Linked DNA regions of Homo sapiens: region 1 is linked to region 2. Evidence: read pairs that join two places in POLR2A ChIA-PET (ENCODE). Cell type or tissue: MCF 10A. All regions are shown on one strand. Each heading gives the region's core, and the rest is flanking DNA. Links, peaks and the distances in the headings are about the cores only.

Region 1 (2,902 bases), core at 229-2,728, 250 kb before region 2:
CCCACTTTTTCTCCAGTGCTAACACAGGGCCCTGCACACAGTAGGTATCCAATTCATATATATATATTTTCCAATTAATATTTGTTGGGTGTGCCATTGAAGGGCTTGTTAAGAGTAATTTTGACCATATAACATGTATAGGGATTCAGGTCCAGCAACTGCTTGCTGCATCTCTCTCCCCCTCTCTGCAATGGGCTCTGGGAATGCAAAGTAGAAAAGATGGGATTTCTGCCCTGGAGGAACTGAGATGCTTGAAGAGATGGATGTGCACACGGATGAATTTCAGCGGTGCAACTTTTCATCATCAACCTCTTTGAGCCTCAGTGTTCATCTGTAAAATGGAGATAATCATTCCTAGCTTGTAGAATTCTCATGAGGATAACAACATATGATATATATCAGCATCTGCAACTGTGTTGGGCACACAGCAAGTCTGCAGTGGTGGAAGTGTACGTTTATATATGCTCTGAGCCAGTTTATACCTCAAGAGAGATGAACATCACACACAACCCCCCCACACACACACGCACACAACGTATACACTTATATGTTTTTCTTCCACTGAAAGTATATTGGACCAATTCTAGAAATTGAAGCTGTATTGACCAAAAATAACAACAGCTAACACGTTGTACAGAACTCCTTATAGGGTTCATACCTATAATCCCACCACTTTGGGAGGCCGAGGCAGGAGGATCACTTGAGGTCAGGAGTTCGAGACCAGTCTGGCCAACATGGTGAAACCTCGTCTCTACTTAAAAAAAAAAAAAAAAAAAAATTAGCCAGGTATGGTGGTGGGCACCTATAATCCCAGCTATTCAGGAGGCTGAGGTAGGAGAATCTCTTGAACCTGGGAGGTGGAGGTTGCAGTGAGCCGAGACCGCGCCATTGCACTCCAGCCTGGGCAGCAAGAGTGAAACTGTCTCAAAAAGAAAAAAAAAAAAACTCATTATGTTTCAAGGACTCTTCTGAGAGCTTTACATACAGTATTAATAATTTATTTATTTATTTTTTCTTCTTTTCTATCTCTACCTGATTAGAGAAAAGGTATTAATAATTTGATCTCAAAAGGATCCTACGAGGTAGATGCTGTTGTTATTCCATTTTACTATTGAGGATACTGAGTTTCTATCCAAATGTGGAAGACTCAGAGGTGAATGAAACTTTTCTTCTTCCATTTAATGCCCTTCCCTTATCTCTTCCTGCTGCCCAACGAGTCCAGCCACATGATGCTATTTGACCTAGGAAGCTGTGGACAAAGAAGCCAAATACAGGAGTTCAGGGGACAGTGTGAGCCCCTGAACATGTAGAGAATAGAGACGTGTAGAGTTCCTTCTGAAACACTGCACTGTGAAATTCTGTGCCTCCGAAGACAGGCTCGCTATTTTTAGAAAGAGGGCAGCAGAGTCGTTGGAAATATGCCCGAATACGGTCATGATTGGGCAAGGGACACGGGAAACGCCAATTTTGGCAAAGGGATTATTTGGAAGTGCAGTTCTGACCAAGTCATTCCTCTGTTTAAGATGTTTCAACATTGAAGGAGCCAAAATATCAACAGTGAAAAAACCTCTTAGTGGCTGTTGCTGTCTCTAGAGGAAGCCTGAGCTCTTTCTCGTGGCAGAGCAACTCTTCCCCATGTCCCTACACCCTGTACCCTCAACCTGCACACCTTCTTCGTTGGGTCTCTTTGAACCACCTGCTGTTCCCGGGTGGTCCCCGCTTTTCCACACCTTTGTACCTTCACCTGGGATGCACCTATGCATCTTTCAAAACTCAGTTCTGGGGTCTCCTGTATGAAGCCATATCTGGCCCTGCCAGGTAGAACTGGCCAGCCTTCCTTTGCCCCATTTTGGTGTTTATAGAGCATCAAGAACACAGGAGAGTTCTTCCTGGTGACTTGCCACCTCCCTGCAAAGCATGAGCTCCCTGAGGGCATGGCCCCCTGTGCTGCTTGTTCCCTGGACAGGGCCTGACACTAGGTAGACAGTCAAGTAATATTTACTGGGCTTCAATCATATGCTTGTACTATTCTAGGAGCTGGGGACACAGCAGAGAACAAGACAGACAGAGTCCCTGCCCTTGAGAGTCTTGGATTCTTATGGGGGCAGCAGACAGACAACAAACACACAAGGCAAGATGATTTCAAGTCAGATATGTGTTGTGAAGAGGCTGAATAGGAATGCACAGTGGAGAGGAACAGGGCGCATGGGTGGGGTGCTCAGCATGGTGGCTGGGGCAGGCCTGTAGAGCAGCCACATCTGAGATGAGACCCACACCAGGAAAAGGAGGCAGCTGTATAGATCTGGGAGAGGAGGTTTCCTAGCAAAAGGCCCTGAGGCAGGGACACACCTGGCATATCTGAGGGACAGAAGGAAGCCAGCGGGGCTGGAGCCGAGTGGACAGAGAGAGTGAGGTCAGCGAGGGAGGCAGGGCCCTGCAGGCCATGGAGGAGAGCCTGGGCCTTGATCCAAGTACAGGGAGGAGGCCCCCAGTGACAACTCACTGCAGAGGCGAAGGGGCCTGGCACAGCAAGCTGGATGCAGAGGCTGAGCCCTGGGTGAGGTTCCGAGGGCCAAGAGGCAGATGCATTTCCAATCTGCTGCAGCGCAGCCTCCCCGATGTATATTCAGAGAGGCAACAGGCTGTACATTAAAATGGAAAGAGCTGGAAACTCCCTGGAAACTCCAAGCCTGGGCACCATCTCACAGATGGGTGCCCAAGACGGAGGGAGCCATTCCCCTCTGGTCTGCTAGTTAATTAGGGCTTCTCTACAAAGACACTTGGAAATACAATGATTTAAAGAAGAGCGTTTGTTCCTTTCTTCCACAACAGTCTGGCTTGTCAGGCCAGGGGCGCCCCAGCAAGGTCTGCGGGACTGACAAGGGGTGGTCAAGGCCACGGT
Region 2 (2,882 bases), core at 383-2,882:
AAGGGTCTCAGCGGCGCCTCCTCCCTGGGAAGGATAGAAGCCTCTCTGAAGGGGAAGGGACTCGCCCCAAGTAACCTCAACCCTTCCTCCTGCCCCTTCCTCCCGCCCCACTCACTTTTGGTCAAAACCAGCCTCCACAGCCCACCGCAAAGCCAGAGAGGAGAGTTCAAGGTAAAGACCCAATTGAAACAAGAGAAAAGGGGAAAACCAGCCAACCAGGCTGGGGTGGCCACTCAAGGGAGAGGGTTTGGGCCTTCCAATGCTCCTTTAACTCCCAGAACCAGCTGCTGCGTCACTAGAGGAGAATGATAATGGTGGTGTCCCGGGCAGGTGATCCTGTCCCCATCCTGCCCTGGGGGTGGTACCCCAACTCCCAGAGCAACTCTCTCCATCCCCAGCCTGAGGCCTCGTGGTAAACGTCCCTCAGAGAAAGGGCAGGTGGTGGGAGAGTAGTGGGATCTTCTCCCCTTTTGCTGCTCGGTATTTTTTTAAATAAAATAATTACCCCGCCCCCAACCCATCCCTATCTCTGGAAGTCCCACCCCAAGCCCAAAAGAAAACAGTTTAAGAAGAGTAAAAACGGTGATTCAGAACTTCCCACTGCGGTCTCGGAAGAAGCCCTCAGCTGCCTGGGCCTCGCGGAAGGTGACGGTGATGGAGTTGGCGGTGATGTCGGTCACGGTCACCTCACTTGAGGGGAGCGCAGGTGTCCAGGGAGGGGGCCCCTCGGCCAGGTCGGCATCTGCTGCAGCGTCAGACACACAGATGGGGGCAGCGTTGACAAGGTGGGAAGCCATGCAGACCACCCAACCCGACCCCAACTCCAGCTCCTCCTCTCTGTGTCTTCAGTCAGCTCAGGGCCTCACACAGGGCTGGACACTTGGGAGGAGGGCACTGGGTGCATCCTCCCCACCTAGACAAGAGCTCAGCCAGAGCGGGACGACAGGAGGAGCCCTGGGCTAGTGTTGGGCCCTGAGCCCAGACCCGACTGGCCCCACAAAGCACTACAGGCCCTCTTTGGACATTGAACCAGCTGGACCTTATGACCCATAGGGCCCTTTCCAGCTCTGAGGGTCTCTGGGCTGGGGCCGCCTTACCCTCCTCTTCAGGGGGCTGCGCAGCAGGCTCCCACTCGCCAGCCGCCTGCAGGACGTCTGGGGCCGGTGGCTCCTGCAGGAAGAGCTCCCGTCGATGGCTGTGGCTCTCCAGGTTGGGCCCGCGGGGCGGGAACTTCTTGCGCGAGAGCCGCAGGTACTTGTGGGCCTTTCGGGGCTTGCGGAGCGGGAAGGGCAGGGTGGGCACCAAGGGGCCCTTGTCCACCAGCTCAGGTGCCCCCGCCTTGACCACCCCCTCAGGGCTCCCGCTGCCGAGTGGGCACGTCAGGGAGAAGCAGAGCTTCTCCTTGCCCTTGGCCTTGTGGGAGCTCCGCAGGTCCATGCTGTACAGCCGCTGCGGGGGCAAGCCAGGGCAGCGCGGGTCAGCCCCACCCTCCCACCCGCCACACCTTTGCTCATGCTGTTCCTCCCACCCGGAATGCCCTTCCCATGCCATGTCTACCCACTCAACTCCTTCCCATGCCACGGCTGGCCATCACCCCACCCCACCCCAGCCCAGAGAGTGCGCCCCGGGCAACCCCAGGGTCGGCCAGCTCAGCCCTGCCTCTGGGCCCCACAGAGCACTCGCGTCCCAGCGTTTACTCCTTTGATACCCAGCAGAGAAGCATACAAGAAGGACAAACTGAAAACTGGCCAAGAGAAACAAATCTGGATGCATTAAGGAGTTAGCCTTCGTTTTAGGAAAGGCATCTTTGCTTGCCAGAGCACCTCCAAAACTGACACTGCCAGCTCACCCGGGAGATGGTGCAGGCAGAGGGCCAAGGTGTGCTCTTGGAGTTGCTTGGGGCAAAGCCAGGCCAGCAGCACACACAGCCCCGGATGCCCATGCTATCCAGCCAAAGGGACAGGGCTCCACCTGGCCTGCAGATGCACCCCGACCCCTCCAGGGGGCTCCTGGGCTCTGTGATTGCAGCCCGCTCTGCTGATTGCCCGCGACACATCTGGAGCTGGAGGGCAAGTCTGTCCACCCCTGGAGTTTGTAATGTCGGGATTTATCTTATTTACTTGGGGAGAATTTACATGAATCTACAAAAGATTCATGGTGCCAAGATGTTGGGAGACTCTGGATCACTGGGACAGTACCTTCTCCTGCCACCTGCTACCAGAGGTCAGGAGCTCCCAGGAAGATAGTGCAGCCATCAGATGGGACCTGTGAGGTCAAACACCTCCAAGCTGAGGGAAGGGATGACACACGCAGGTCCCACTCACAGTCGTGCCTGTTAACGGCATCACATGTCCCCAGGTGCCGGCTGCTGCAGTGATGGGAGGAGGGCTAAACTGGGAGGGGACTGGGAAAATACTGCAGTGCCTGGGAGGCACATCTGGTAGGCAGCTGACTCAAAACCCACTCCTCCCAGCGGGCTCACAGGCCATCAGAAGCCTAGTATGGGCCAGGCACAGTGGCTCACGCCTGTAATCCCAACACTTTAGGAGGCCGAGGCAGCTGGATCACCAGAGGTCAGGAGTTCAAGGCCAGCCTGGCCAACATGGCGAAACCCCATCTCTACTAAAAATACAAAAATTAGCCGGGTGTGGTGGCAGGTGCCTGTAATCCCAGCTACTTGGGAGGCTAAGGCAGGACAATCATTTGAACCCAGAAGGCAGAGCTTGCAGTGAGCAGAGATCGCACCACTGTATTCCAGCCTGGGCGACAGAGCGAGACTCTGTCTGGGAAAAAAAAAAAAAAAAAAAAAGAAGCCCAGTACATTCTACCATTCTGCAAGGCAGGGTCTTCTACGTCCTTGGCAACCTCATCACGAGAGAACT

The links. ChIA-PET counts read pairs that join two places held together with the same protein. Peaks named below come from ENCODE experiments on the same cell type or tissue, not always from the same donor. Only the 100,000 strongest peaks of a DNase experiment are listed, where the experiment ranks them.
Region 1: POLR2A ChIA-PET joins it to region 2 with 6 read pairs; 6 of 35 experiments call an interaction of 5 or more read pairs at or near these places.

What each region holds. Positions count from the first base shown.
Region 1 is chr22:38,880,205-38,883,106 of GRCh38, forward strand. No RefSeq gene overlaps it. Among named protein-coding and RNA genes, the nearest start is that of CBX6, 9.4 kb to the left of the region's middle. In MCF 10A, for the core only: no CTCF peak of the experiment used is centred there; a DNase peak (open chromatin) is centred at 1,447.
Region 2 is chr22:39,133,304-39,136,185 of GRCh38, forward strand. It overlaps CBX7 (chromobox 7), which reads right to left. Exons shown (of 6, transcript NM_175709.5): 5 at 1,098-1,449; 6 at 1-745. The coding sequence ends at 588. Among named protein-coding and RNA genes, the nearest start is that of CBX7, 18 kb to the right of the region's middle. RefSeq lists enhancers at 324-1,008, 1,009-1,692, 1,799-2,776. In MCF 10A, for the core only: CTCF peaks have their summits at 1,973 and 2,185; a DNase peak (open chromatin) is centred at 1,858.